2 separate regions of the Homo sapiens genome follow, and region 2 is linked to region 1. The links are chromatin loops, found by intact Hi-C in ENCODE. Cell type or tissue: GM12878. All regions are shown on one strand. Links, peaks and the distances in the headings refer to the core of each region. The heading gives the core; the rest is flanking DNA.

Region 1 (7,467 bases), core at 3,086-5,585:
CCCCAGTCTGCTCCTGCCACCCCTGTCCCACCGTGCTTCCTCCCTCCCTGTGCCTCAGCTCAGGCCTTGCCACCTGGAGCTCTGACCTCGTCCGTCTTGGAATGAGGCACCTGCATGGGTAGCCCATGGGTAGAGTTGCAGTCATCTGTTTGCTTTCGATTCACTCCCGCATCCCGACACAGTGCCCAGCACATCATCGATGAATGAGTGTGGGGCAAATGCTTGCACAGAAGTCCGTGCGTGAGCCACGACGGTAAACAGAGGCGCTCCTCTTGTCCTAATGTGGAACTCCCCAAGCTACGGGAAAGGGGTGCATATGGACCGCTGCTCACTCACGGCTCAGATACTTCCACGGTAATGGGTTGGCGACAGTGACTCAGCTTCTCATAGGTTCAAGCGGAAGAAATGGTGAGTCCTGGAGCACTGCTTGCTTTGAAGTCTGTTTCAGACTAGGGTCATGTTTCAAAGTTTTTGAATTTCTTTTTTATTCAAAAGACATTTGATGAGTTGACTATTGGGGGAACCTTGACCCCGGTGACTCCGTGGGACAGGGGATACCCCCGGGGTCCCTTATAAGCCTGCTGACTCACCGCCTGTTCTCCATCTTCTGTCTTCCACATTAGAAGCAAGGGCGGGGACATTGCCTTTCCCGGCCGCTGCGGTGTCCTGGCGCAGGGCACGTGCCTGAGGGCCCTTGGTCATCCGAGGGAGGACTGCACCAGGGACATCAGAGTGCTGATCTTACAGGAAACGGCAAATGAATGGAATTGGTCTGACTCCATATTACTCCTTACTTAGATGTAAAACAAATACACATGATTTTTCATCCTAGAAGAAAGTCTAAACGAACTCTTGACAAAAACAGCCAAGTTCAGAGAAAGCTGACTCTGTTGGTGTAAGAAGCGTTTTTTCAGGCTGGGCTGCTGGCTCATGCCTGTAATCTCAGCACTTTGGGAGGCCGAGGCAGGTGGATCACTTGAGGTCAGGAGTTCGAGACCAGCCTGGCCAACATGGGGAAACCTCGTCTCTACTAAAAATAGAAAAATTAGCTGGGCGTGGTGGCGCATGCCTGTAATCCCAGCTACTTGGGAGACTGAGGCAGGAGAATCACTTGAACCCGGGAGGCAGAGGTTGCAGTGAGCTGAGATCACGCACTGCACTCCAGCCTGGGCAACAGAGCGAGAATCTGTTTCAAAAAAAAAAAGAAGAAGAAGCTGTTCTCCGTGAGTCAGCCCCGGTGTCTGATAAGTGTCTGCAGCTGACAGCTCAGAGCTGGTGTCAACCCACTTTGGAGGCTGGGGTGGGAGGCAAGAAACCCAGACAGAACCCCTCCTGGCTGCAAAACCTCCAGGCTTAACTGTGGCGCCCACTCCATGGTGGGTCTTAACTCTCCTGAAAACACTTCATGGGCTGTGGGCCTCTCGGGTGCTTCTGCGCCAGCTCTTCCTCTTCACCTCCTGCCACAGATCTGTGTCCCCAGGCTCTCCTGTGTGTCTCCCTGCTCCTCCTTTCCCTCCAGGTCCGATTCCACAGCCCTGGGCTGCCTTTCCACCTCTGCCTTCTCTGGGGTATGTCCTCGCCTCTCCTGTCACCATTGTCCTCAGGGATCTTCCAGCTTTCCAGGCATTTGGAAAGAGGCCTCCATACCTTGATGTGGCCTCCCAGGTTCCTTGCGACAGAGTCCTGCGTCGGGATACCAGGGGCTGGGCGCGGTGGTTCATACCTGTTATCTCAGCACTTTGGGAGGCCAAGACAGGAGGATTGCTTGAGGCCAGGAGTTTGAGCCAGCCTCGGCAGCATAATGAGATTCCATCTCTACAAAAAAATAAAATTTAGCCAAGTGTGGTGGCATGCACCTGTGGTCCCAGCTACTCGGAAGGCCAAGGCAGGAGGATTGCTTCAGTCCTGGAGGTTGAGGCTGCAGTAAGCTATAATCGTGCCATTCCAGCCTGGGAAACAGGGTGAGATCCTGTCTCAAAAAAAAAATAATAATAATAATAATAATATTTGTAGGGGAAGGACACTCAGATTTCCTACTGGAAGCAAGGCTTCCTCATTCCATCAGATTCTGCTCCTCCTCCAAGGCTCGGCTCAGGGGCCTGCCCCTCCATGAACCTTCCCAGCCCTCAGCCCCCTTCCTTCCTATTCCCCCAGCACCGACGTCACCTCATCCTGCCCGACTCTGTAGCATGCAGGCCTCCGTCCTCCACCCAGCTGCAGAACCGGAGACCTCAGGTGGTATCTGGTTCCACGTGTCCCCAATGGCACCTCGCCTGGAACGATGTCTGCGCCGACCAGTGATAACAATCGAAATAGCAGGCGTGGCTGACCGTGTGCCGAGGCTCGGCGTGCCGCACTGGCCAGCCGTGATTTCATCTCAGCCTCTAGCATCCTGCTGGGGTAGGTTAATAATCCCTGGATTTCTCAGATGGGAAATGTTAGGAAAGTCTGTAAGCCCCCATGGAAGGTCCCGGAGCCCAAATTCAAACCCGAGTGGAGCGTTCTGTTGCTTCACTGTGCTCTGGTGTGAATTTTAATGTAAGGCCCTGGCATTTAAGAGCTCGAAGACACCATGGAGGTGGAGAGCTCAGCCCTGTCATTGGATGGAAGCTGAGACTGGTGAGATTCTCACCGGGGCTTTTGCAGGGAGTTTGGGGGAATTTTGAAGGTGGTACAGGTGTTCTGACCCCAACACCATCTCCTCCAGCTGGGCCACACACTTATTTCCTGCTCCTACCCCCGTCCTTCCCACCCCTTGGATTCTGGGTGTACAGAAGAGTGGGCACATGCTAAGGTCAGCCCTGGGTTAGCCTCATGGACAAGGTGGGCCTGGAGCAGGAACCCGCCTGATAGAAGACACTCAAAGTCTGTCCGTACACGCTCGGTGTGGGCATCGCTTGCACGCAGGTGCAGCTTTTGCTGTGGGAAACCACTTTAAATGAATTGATAGCCTCACCACAGTGGAGCCATGGCCCGACTGTGGAGAGACTCCATTGTAGAGAAATATTTGAGTGAAAGGTTTCATGTCAGAATAGCATCTGCATGCAAATAAGAGGCATGGGCGGGTGCAGTGGCTCACACCTGTAATTCCAGCTACTTGAGAGGCAGAGGCAAGATGATCTCTTGAACCCGGGATTTTGAGACCAGCCTGGACAACATGGTAAGACCCCATCTCTTAAGGAAAAAAAAAAGGTTTAAATTAGCTGGGCGTGGTAGTCCCCGTAGATGAAGTTATTTGGGAAGCTGAGGCAAAAGGATTGCTTGAGCCCTGGAGTTCAAGGCAGTAGTGAGCTATGATTGTGCCACTGCATTCCAGACTGGGCAACAGAGCCAGACCCCATCTCTTTTGTTTGTTTGTTTGTTTGTTTGTTTGTTTTGTTTTTTTGAGATGGAATCTCACCCAGGCTGGAGTGCAGTGGTGAGATCTTGGTTCACTGCAACCTCCGCCTCCTGGGTTCAAGCGATTCTCCTGCCTCAGCCTCCCAAGTAGCTGGGATTACAAGTGCCCACCACCATGTCTGGCTAATTTCTGTATTTTTAGTAGAGATGGGGTTTCACCATGTTGGCCAGGCTGATCGTGAACTCCTGACTTCAAGTGACGCTCCCACCTCGGCCTCCCAAAGTGCTGGGATTACAGGTGTGAGTCACCGCGCCTGGCCCAGACCCCATCTCTTTAAAACAAAAAAGTACATGGGATAAATGGGGAAAACACTCTTGAGACAAGACCAAAACATACAGTGGCTGCTAAATGTCAGTGCCATGAGCCCAGGGTTCTCCTACATCCCCTTCCGTGGTCAGGGAGGACTGCTGGGCTCTGTGTCTTCTGTGATTCTCCCCTGGCTCTGAGCCCTTTGCACCTGCAACTCACAGCGCCGCTCAGGTCCCTGGGGGTAAAGTGCCATAGGATAAAAGCCACAGGAGGGTTTTGAAATGCTCTTTTCCTCTCAGATATGTATTTCCGCATCTTTACGGAGTCTCATCAACGCTTTTTAAACCTCCCCTGGGATTTGAACCAGCGCCCATAGATACAGGTGGCTTGTCAGGTCAGCTAGGTGCTGCTACTGAGGCAGCATCTGTCCCTAGCCCCGCACCCACAGGTTCAGAAGGGGAACGCTTCCCCCGGGTGGCTTATGAGATCCAGTACTTCTAGTTTCACTTCTTTAAAAATACCGTAAAAAAGAAAAAGGCTGTCAAAACACAAGCAGTGTTTGAAACGAAGCTTTGTAGGTCCCCCTACACCACCACCGTCGTGGGCAGCATAGCGGATGAGTTCTGGGACACCAGCTAAAATGTGGGCAAGAGAAGCCAGGGCGCGTAGCAGATGTGTGTGTGTATCTTTATGGGATTCAAGTCATGTCTCTGTTTTGTTGACCAACTTCCGCTAGAATTCATAGCCATCTAGCCTATGTATTGGATTTTTATTTCTGTGATGTCTGCTTCTTTTAAAAATATCAGTTGGGGCCGGGTGTGGTGGCTCATGCCTGTAATCACAGCACTTTGGGTGACCGAGGGGGGTGGATCACTTGAGGTCAGGAGTTCCAGACCCACCTGGCCAATATGGCCAAACCCTGTCTCTACTAAAAATACCAAAATTAGCTGGACGTGGTGGTGTGCACCTGTAATCCCAGCTACTCGGGAGGCTGAGGCAGGAGAATCACTTGAACCCGGGAGGCAGAGGTTGCAGTGAGCTGAGATCGCGCCACTGCACTTCAGCCTGGGGAACAGAGTGAGACTTCATCTCAAAAAAAAAAAAAAAAAAATCAGTTAGTAGCCAGGCACCATGCACACACCTATAGTCCCAGCCACTCAGGAGGCTGGAGGATCACTTGAGTTCAGGAGTTCAAGACCAGTCTGGGCAACATAGCAAGACCTCATCTCTACAAAAAATAAAAAATTAGCAGGGCATGGTGGCACATGCCTGGAGTCCCAGCTCCTTGGGGGAGGCAGGAGCATCTCTTGAGCCCAGGAGTCCGAGACCAACTTGGGCAACATAGTGAGATTCCGTTTCAAAAATATGTATCAGTAGGTTAATCTAGACTTTGTTTACATGGGCCAAGTGGCCAAGGTCACATCTTAGAGTTGTGGACTGTATAATCAGGTAAGTGTGGCTACAGTCACAGAAAGTCAGGGTAGAAAGAGGCTTGGAGGGGGGTGCACTTCTTCTAGCCAGAGCTTTCCTACTGAGCTCCTTAAAGCACAGGGGAAAGTGGGACGGGGTTGGGGGGCAACCTAAAACCCACCCCCTCCCATCTTCAACCAGTGCGACCCTGTTTTTACCTGCTCAGCAGTATTGTGCATCCCTGTAAAATTTTATTTGAAAATGGCCTTCTGCAGTTAAAACTACAAAAAAAGGTTGAAAGTGGCCAACTTAAACTCCACTCTGTTTCTTTTTTGATTGGGGAGACTGGTGTGCATAGAAGGGAGGTGTCAGCTAACGAGACTGTTACCTCACCACAGATGCCCACCCGTGGGTGATGGAGCTCCCAAGTCCTGGGCCACACCCTACGTGCCCCATGCCCAGCAAGTTGGGTGGGGGAGGGGTCAGTACATGTTTGTAAGATAAAGAAAAACATCCTTCCCAATCAGCCGTATTACCCAGAGGGTGATACTGATTTAGATCTTATTTCAGTTTGGTTAGAGAAGCTCAGGTACCAGTGAGCAGAAGTCTGGCCATTGTGGTGGCTTCTGGAAGATGATGTGCCATACTGTTAGCAGGGGTGCAATTTGGGGTGTGAGGCCACCAGAGCTTTGATTTCCGCCCCCGCCGCCCCCCTCCAACCCCCGCCCCGCCGGATTATTTGGAGTTTTTTTATTGTTGTTCATGGTAATTACCTGCTATTAGACAACAATCTAGTTCCATTTGCAATAGGGAATAATACGTCTGTGACACAGTCTCCAGACTTAGGGAGCCTCTGGCCACCCCGAGGGGGCCCTGGTCATTCTGCTGCTGGTCATGCCTAGCTCTGGGTGGCCGACTAGGTGGCCTGGGCGGGAGGGTCCACTCTTTGCCTTTATAAAAAGAAGGGCTTGGGCCAGGCGTTGTGGTTCATGCCTGTAATCCCAGCACTTTGAGAGGCCAAAGCAGGAGGATCACCTTAGGTCAGGAGTTCAAGACCAGCCTGACCAACATGGCAAAACCCCGTCTCTACTAAAAAATACAAAAGTTAGCCGGGTGTGTGGTGGGTACCAGTAATCCTAGTTACTCGTGAGGCTGAGGCAGGAGAATCGCTTGAACCCGGGAGGTAGAGGTTGCAGTGAGCCGAGGTTGCACCATTGCACTCCAGCCTGGGTGACAGAGTGTGACTCCGTCTCAAAAATAAATAAATAAATAAATAAATAAGATAACAAGGCGTGCTGGAGATGGCCACAGGCCTCCAGCAGCCGCACCATCAGAGAAATGGAGTCAGAGAGAGCTGCAGCTGCTCTGATGGGGGGTGGGAGTATGCAGGATCCTCTGGGGGTGGCTCAGGCCTCCCAGGGGAGCACTTACCTTTTCATTTCATAGTATGTCGGAGCTGCTGATGCAGGAATAAAGCAAAGTGCCTGGCACTCTGCGCGACTGCTATTTTTTCATTCATTCATATATTTGTCCTTCCTCTACACATGTATGGCAGATTAACAAAAGCACCTCCACGGCCTAGCTATGTGGCCCCCACGGGTTTCTTAGCCTCTCTGAGCAAGTTGGACAGGGCTGCCTTTTCCTCTCCCTAACTCTGACTTCTGTCCCAGCCTCTTCCATCTAATGTCAGCCCTCATCCCTGCCTGCCCCTCCCGGTGCAGACTGGGACATTCTCAGGCTGTTTGAGCCACCCCTTCATCCTCTGTGCTTTTCCCTGGCATCCTGGACTCCCTTCTCCCCTTCATGGTGCTCCTAGGCCATTCCCAGCGCTCCTGTTACTCTCTCTGTCCTCCCAGCCCCAAACCCGTCCAGCTCTGTATCCATCTGCCTGGCTGCCATTCATGCTGCAGACGTAGCACTCCCAGAGCCCATCTGTCTCCACACATTGAGGCTTCCAGCCCCCTAACCCCGGTAGTGGCCACAGTGCCCAGTGGGCCACCCCAGCCAAGCCCAAGAGTGGCCACATGGGAGCCCTTCTTCCATCTCCCTCCCCTCATCCACACATTACCAAGTCTTGCCAATTTCATCTCCTGAGGACCTCAGCTTCTGTCATTCTCTCCCCATTATACTGCAGTTGCCACCGTTATTTCTCTCCTAGACCTTGGCTGGCATTACTTGGACATTCATTTCTTTGGAATCTCTTGGCCAGCTTTGCACACCTTTAACTAGACTAAGAAGATTTGAGGCCAGGGGCAGTAGCTCATGCCTCTAATCCCCAGCAGTTTGGGAGGCCGAGGTGGGCAGATCACCTGAGGTTAGGAGTTTGAGACCTACCTGGGCAACATGGTACCCCGTCTCTATTAAAAATACAAAAATTAGCCAGGTGTGGTGGCACACGCCTGTAATCC
Region 2 (7,467 bases), core at 2,129-4,628, 55 kb after region 1:
AATCTTCCTGCTTCAGCCTCCCAAGCAGTTAGGACTATAGGCTCCTGGCCAGGCTAATTTTATATTTTTTCGATTTTAGTAAAGCCGAAGTCTGGCTGCGTTGCCCAGGCTGGTCTTGAACTCCAGCAGCACAGTCTCAGCTCACTGCAACCTCCACCTCCTGGGTTCAAGCCTCAGCCTCCTGATTAGCAGGGACTGTGGACGTGTGCCACCACGCCTGGCTAATTTTTTTATTTTTTGTAGAGACGAGGTTTTGCCACGTTGGCTAGGCTGGTCTTGAACTCCTGACCTCAAGCGATCCTCCCACCTCATTCTCCCAAAGTGGTGGGATTACAGGCGTGATCCACCACACCCAGCCCAATGTGATGTTTTGATACATGCATACATTACGAAGTGATTTCCACAATCTGACAACATACCCATTAGCTCACTGTGTGTGTGTGTGTGTGTGTGTGTGTGTGTGTGTGTGTGTGTGTGTTGAGAACACTTGAGATCTACTGCCTTAGCAAATGTCATATATATGATTACAAGATTATTAACTATAGTCACCATGCTGTACCTTGGAAAAGAAAACCTACTTTTCTTGCTTAAGTAAAACTTTTACCCTTTTCAAGGACTGGGGGACCTTGAGTATGTGCAGATTTTGGTACACGCAGGGGGTCCTAGCACCAATCTCCTGCGTGTACCAAGGGATGACCGTGTGTATAGAAAATCACATGTTTATTACCCATGTATTTGTTGTTGGATGCTTAGTCTGTTTCCATATCTTTCTATTGTAAATAGTGCCGCAGTATACATGAGTGTGCAGATAACTCTTAACAATACTGATTTCAATCCCTTTGTGGTGTTGCTGGATCGTATTAATTTTGGGGGGAACCTCCGTACTGTTTCCCATAATGGCTGTACCAATTTACATTCCCACCAACAGTGTACAAAGATGCCCATTTCTCCATGTCTCACTAGCACTCGTGTGTCTTTTTGGTAATAGCCCTTCTAACAGGTATCAGGTGATACCTCATCGTGGTTTTGAGTCAAATTTTCCAGATGATTAAAGATGTTGAGCAGCTTTTCATATACCTGTCAGCCGTTTGCATGTCTTTTTTTAGAGAGAGACAGGGTCTCACTCTGTTGTGCAGACTGGCGTGCGGTGGTGCGATCATGGCTCACTGTAGCCTTGAACTCCTGGCCTCAGGTGATCCTCCTGTCTTGGCCTCCCAAAGTTTTTGGGATTACGTGAGCCACTGCGCCAGGCCTTATGTGTTTTCTTTTGAGATCCTTAGCCCATTTTCCGTTTTTTTGTTTTTTTTGGAAAGAGTCTTGCTCTGTCGCCCAGGCTGGAGAGGCTGGAGTGCAGTGGTGCCATCTTGGCTCACTGCAACCTCCACCTCCTAGGTTCCAGCGATTCTCCTGCCTCAGCCTCCCAAGTAGCTGGGGTTACAGGTGTGTGCCACCACACCCAGCAAATTTTTGTATTTTTAGTAGAGATGGGGTTTCACTATGTTGTCCAGGCTGGTCTCGAACTCCTGACCTCAGGTGATCTGCCTGCCTTGGCCTCCCAAAGTGCCGGGATTACAGGTGTGAGCCACTGCGCCCGGCCACCTTAGCCCATTTTCTAAACAGGGTGCCTGTTTTCTTGTTATTGCATTAACTTTTCCCCTCTTTCCAGCCTGCTCTTAAGATTGTACATGCTTTGAGGGCCCGTATCTTGTCTTAGATGCTTTATCTATTCTTTGCCTTATGGAAGTGGTTACATAAAACATTCTTAGCTGAATTTCCCCCTGCTTCTCGCCTTCTCCTTGTTAATGAGTACTTATTGAGTGTGATGTGCGAGCATCTACTTTGGTTCCTAGACGCCCACAAGCAAAATAGGTCAGTGCCCTGCTGGGAGTAGGGAGGGGTTGTCAGGGTCTTCTTTGGGTTTGTGGCCAGACAGGCGACTGTGGAGCAGACCAGGCACTCTGGGGACAGGATGATGCGTTCTGGCTGGAAGATACAGGGAGGCTTCCCAGGGACCCTAACACAGCCTGCTGCCCTGGACCTTTGCTGGGGAACTGACTTCTCAGCCAGTATGTCTGTCCGCAGGCTCTTGGGCCTTCTGCAGTGGTGGAGGTGACAGTGGTGTTAGCCGTGGTGGTCACTGTGGTGATGTGGCTGCTGTACTGTCATTATCTTATGGCAAAACCCGCAAGCCTGACACACACAGTGTCTCCCTGTAAGTTCGCGCCATGATGGCTCAATTAGGGACCCGTCGGACTGCGGCTCAACATCCAGGCCAGCTGCATAATTGAAAGCACATTTTCTCCTCCAAAGCTGCAGCTGGTTTGGTTCTGCTCATGCAGAAAGGGATCTAACCTTGCATAACATAGGAAATGAACAGTTGAGAGAGAAGCCAAATTCAATTTCAGTCAGATATGTTGAGGCTAAGTCCATGATCTATGGAAGCCGGGGCAGGAGCCGTGCGCCTGTGGAAAGGGGCGCTCTCAGCAGTCTATTAATCACGGCCGCCCGCCCGGCGCTGCCGCCACTGCCGGGTGCCACTGCGCCCGCGCGCCCCCTCCGATGTGGGCTGGAGCGCAGCCAAGCACTCCAGAAGTTAACCTCTTAAAGACCCGGAGCTGCTTTCTGTTGAATAAATGTAATTTTGTGGTCAGAAATAAATGCTTGTGATATAGCAGGAGCTTTGAAAACAACGGCAAGCTGGAGCGATTACAAATTGCTCCATGTTGTACAAGTCAACAGCAGACATCAAAATTCCACGTGGAGGGCAAATTGATTTCGGCCCAGAGCTCTGCAGCTATTCAATAAAAGTCCTATTAAACCATTGTATGTAATGAACAATCCAGAGCAAATCTAATATTTTCAGTGGATAATTATTTTTAACATCCTCTCGGTAACTGCTGGTAGATTTCTTGGATGTTTACAGCTCGAACTCGGGCAGAGTGGGCCTTCCCAGCTGTCATTTGGCATCTCCGCCAGGGGACCCGCTCCAGGGACCCAGCTGCGTACATGGCTCCTGAACATGGGGCTCTGGCCTTGGGGTTCAGGTTGCCAAGGAAGGGTGCATGGGGTTTCTGAATCTCCCAGTGCCTGGGATGTAGTAGGTGCCTGGGAAATGTTTGTTGAATTGAGCTGAACTGAGTTGAAATGCACAAGAGGAAGCTCTAAGAACCCCAGAATGACTTAGGAAAATGATATTGTGGCAAAGTTGACTCAAAACCTGAGGCTGAAGAGACCAGTGGGTTGCAGGTAAGGAAATTGAGGTCCCTTGTGATAGACCAATGTCAGCCCCTATGGGAGTCGGGACAGAGCTGGCACCCCGGGAAACCCCAGGACTTACCCAATTCACTTCCCGTTTTTGGAGATGGACTCTTGCTTTGTCACCCAGGCTGGAGTGTAGGGATGCGATTGCAGCTCACTGCCACCTCCGCCTCCCAGGTTCAAGTGATTCTCCTGCCTCAGCCTCTGAAGTAGCTGGGATTACAGGCACGCACCACCACACCTGGCTAATTTTTATATGTTTAGTAGAGACAGGGTTTCGTCACGTTAGCCAGGCTGGTCTCGAACTCCTCACTTCAAGTGATCCACCTGCCTCAGTCTCCCTAACTGCTGGGATTACAGGCGTAAGCCACTGTGCCCAGCCCCCATTTCACTCCTGTTCTGTTTTGGTTTGGTTTGGATTTTTTTTTTTTTTTTTTTTTTTTTTTGAGACAGTCTCACTCTGTCACCCAGGCTGGAGTGCAGTTGCACGATCACAGCTCACTGCAGCCTGGACCTCCTGGGCTCAAGCAGCCCTCCAGCCTCAGCCTCCTGAGTGGCTGGGACTACAGGTACACACCACTACACCCAGCTAATTTTTGCATTTTTTTTTTGAAGAGATGAGGGCTTGCTACGTTGCCCAAGACGGTCTTGAACTCCTGGCCTCAAGCAGTCCTCCCACAAAGGCCTCCCAAAGTGTTGGGATTACAGGCATGAGCCACCACACCCAGCTCACTTCTGTTCTTGACAGCTTGCGAAGTGCATTCTTTGTCAGGGAGGCCACACTGGGAGAGTCGCCAAAGCGATCTTGTTGCTCATCTAGTGTTCCCACCCCCAGGATGCTCCCCTACCTTGCTCATGACAGGGCTGTAACCCTGTCCCCTTCCAGACCAAGAGCTTCTCAGGGAAGGTCTGTTCATTCATTGATTCATTAAATATTTGTGGAGCATGTATGCCAGGCTAGACCAGAACTAGACCCTGGTTAGTGGTGGTAGGTGAATGAATGTAGCCGTTGCCTTCATGAAGCTTAACAGTTTAGCAAGATCTGTATCCCCATGTGGCACAGTGCTTGGCGCTCTGTTAAGTGATGGTGGATGGGTGGATGGATTGGTGGATGAATGGGTGGATGGTGGGTGTGTGGGTGGATGGATGATTTGTTAGATAAATGGGAATGGATAGATGGTTGATTGCATGGAGGGAGGGTGAATAGGGGATAGATGGATGGATGATTGGATAGAAGGATGGATGGATAGATGATTGGATAGAGGGATGGATGGCTGGATGATTGGATAAAGGGATAGATGGATGGGTGATAGGATAGAGCTATGGATGGATGAAGGGAGAGATGGAGGGAGGGAGGGAAGGAGGGAGGGAGAGATGGATGGATGGATAACTGGATAGAGGGATGGATGGATGATTAGTCTAGAGGTAGGGAGGGAGGGAGGGATGGATGGATGGATGGATGATTAGAAAGCAGTATGTGTCTGTAAGAATAGATTGACTCTTACTCATTTTCGTCTCCTGGAGTAAAATCATCCAACTTGTAATGCTCAGTCATACAGTATTTATTTGACTATCGTGGAATTTAAATTTCTAGGGTATTTTATTTTCTGCAGATCTCCCTTCCCTTGGAAAAACTCAATATGGATGTTAATTAGGTTTTACTAAAGTTCCATCAATTTAATGCAGTCGTTCTTTAAATGAAACTGACACCAAGGACCACATGGCCAAAGGAAGCCCACGTTCCTGTGTGTGGTTCTGAGGAGGGAGCATAGGATGCAGTTTGATAACAGCTGAGAGCCCTGAGGAGTTTGTTGCTGGATGTGGAGTATTCCATGTCTCGTCCCTCCCCCAGTCTTTTTCCAGTTGTGTCACAACTCCCTTTGCTAATAATATTTTGCACAGCATTTTACGTCTACAAAGCACCATTTCCATGATGTCGCTCACCCTTCGACACCACCCTGTGCTGGGGGCATCATCATCATTCTGAGTTACCAACAGGAGGGGTAGCAGACAGTCCAAGGGGCAAGGCAGGGACTCCCAGCTCCAGGCTCCAGCCTCTCCTCCCCTCCACCCTCTCCTGGTCCTGTCCTGAAATCTTTGGCTCCCTTGAAACTTGTTATGCCCGGGCAAATGCCACCCTCGTGCCACTGTATTCCCACCACCTCCAATGAGTGTCCCCCACCTGATGGGGTCACACACTTGTCCAGCCACCTGCACAGAAAAGCCTCATGGACACAGCCCTGTGAGGTCAGAAATAGACCGAACAGGGTCACTCGGTTGGAAGGCGTGGTAGTGTTAGAACCCAGGTGTTTGAACTCGGTCTAATATTCATTCCACTCTTTCACACACACGTAAGGGCACATGACCACTATTAATCAAATTTTCAAAAAAAAATCAGCTGGGCACAATGGCTCATGCCTGTAATCCCAGCAATTTGGGAGGCCAAGGCGGGTGGATTACCTGAGGTCAGGAGTTTGAGACCAGCCTGGCCAGCATGGTGAAACCCCGTCTCTACTAAAAATACAAAAATTAGCTATGCATGGTGGCACACGCCTGTCATCCCAGCTACTCGAGAGGCTGAGGCAGGGGAATCACTTGAACCTGGGAGGCAGAGGTTGCCATGAACTGAGATTGCGCCACTGCACTCCAGCCTGGGCAACAGAGCGAGACTCCATCTCAAAAATAAATAAATAAAGGGAATTTGACATAAAATCGTTAATGTTGACTGTTTCAGCCTGGGTGACAGAGCGAGACTCTATCTCAAAAAAACAAACAAACAAACATGAGCTCCATGTCTGTTTCATCTGTTCCCCTCTAAGTATAAACTTCCTGAGCCTTCTAAGTCCAGCCAGGTGGGCCAGCGGTCACCGAGATCCTTCCTCGCTGGGGGATGGAATAGGCCTCCCCTGCTTTGCTGCTGTTCTTTGGCCTTGTCCCCTGCCTCTTTTCTTGGACCACCTACAAGGACCTAGGGGGACACAGTACTGGGGGCAGGAGCTGGGAAAGGCCTGCCATGGTTCACTGATAGTAAGAAATAGAGACTCACTCGGAGAAATTTCCTCTGAAATACAGCAGACTCAGCGCAGCCCTTTGGGCAGATGAAGGAGGCTGAGAAGAGCATCCCTTCAGCAACAGCTGCGTGCCAGAAGCTTCGTTCCGTTCTGCCATTTCATCTGCACAGCAGCTCAGCCCGGAGGGGAGAGGAGTAAATGGGCCCAGAGAGATCAAGTAACTTCCTTGGAGCTTGTCAGCCTTGAGCTGAAACTTGGACTCTGATGTCGAACTCCGAAGCCCATGCTTATTCTGTAAAGCCTGAAGAGTGTCTTATAATTGATTTAGAAGTAGGAGAAGAGGGGGAACCTGTGAGATTACACTGTCTTCCAGCATAACAAGAAAAGAGAAACCAGTTGGATGCGGTGGCTCACACCTGTAATCCCAGGTGTGATGGAGAGGCCGAGGCAGGAGGATCACTTGAGCCCAGGAGTTTGAGTCCAGCTGGGGCAACATAGTGAGATCCCATCTCTACCAAAAAAAACAAAAACAAAAAAAGAAAAACGGAAACCCATGAAATGATCCATGGGTACATAGGAAGGGAGAGAAACTGGTTCCTAGGGCTGTGGGAGGAATGACCGCAGGCCTGCCCTGGGAAAAAGCTTTGCTTTTCAGGGAGCCCCTTGATGTTTGGGGACTTAGGAGAGCAAGTCTGGCCCTGAGATGTGGGACCAGGCATCCCCACAGAGCACACATCAGCAGATAAGGGCTGCCGCTCTAGGAACAGTCTTGTCCCAGCGCAGGCACGAGGAGGGCTCAGGAATCTGGCTGGGAGCATTCCTGCCGTCCCTACTGAGGAGCTGCCACTGTGGACCAGAACACCCCCCTGATAGGAGCAGACTCCCGGGGTGTAGACACTGCTTCCCTTTTCACACCGTCTCCTGAATTTTCTCCTGGGTTCCTGCTTAAAGGAGCGGAGAAAACCAAACTGACAAATCACTGATCTTGGAGTCAGATCTGGATTTGAATCCTGACATCATCATTTGCCAGCGTGACCTTGAATATCTCATGTCCGCTTCTCTGTCCCATCCATATAACAGGAAATCTCTCTCGCAGAGCAGCGACGTTATATGCACATGTTTAAAGATGATGGCATAAAAGCAGTGCTGGATGGGAGCTGGTAGCTAGTTATTGATTATAGGATCCTCTAGGTCCTTT

Evidence for each region. Peaks named below come from ENCODE experiments on the same cell type or tissue, not always from the same donor. Only the 100,000 strongest peaks of a DNase experiment are listed, where the experiment ranks them.
Region 2: it touches region 1 in a loop (2.6-fold over the local background); 2 of 110 quality-filtered maps call a loop at or near these places.

What each region holds. Positions count from the first base shown.
Region 1 is chr7:101,987,018-101,994,484 of GRCh38, forward strand. The region is part of intron 2 of CUX1 (cut like homeobox 1); the gene reads left to right. Among named protein-coding and RNA genes, the nearest start is that of CUX1, 170 kb to the left of the region's middle. RefSeq lists enhancers at 1-1,126, 1,916-2,725, 2,621-2,670, 4,210-4,269 and a silencer at 1,072-1,366. In GM12878, for the core only: a CTCF peak has its summit at 4,122 (motif pointing left); a DNase peak (open chromatin) is centred at 4,114; H3K4me3 peaks cover 2,112 bases; H3K27ac peaks cover 2,405 bases.
Region 2 is chr7:102,042,893-102,050,359 of GRCh38, forward strand. The region is part of intron 3 of CUX1 (cut like homeobox 1); the gene reads left to right. Among named protein-coding and RNA genes, the nearest start is that of CUX1, 230 kb to the left of the region's middle. In GM12878, for the core only: no CTCF peak of the experiment used is centred there; a DNase peak (open chromatin) is centred at 3,240; H3K27ac peaks cover 440 bases.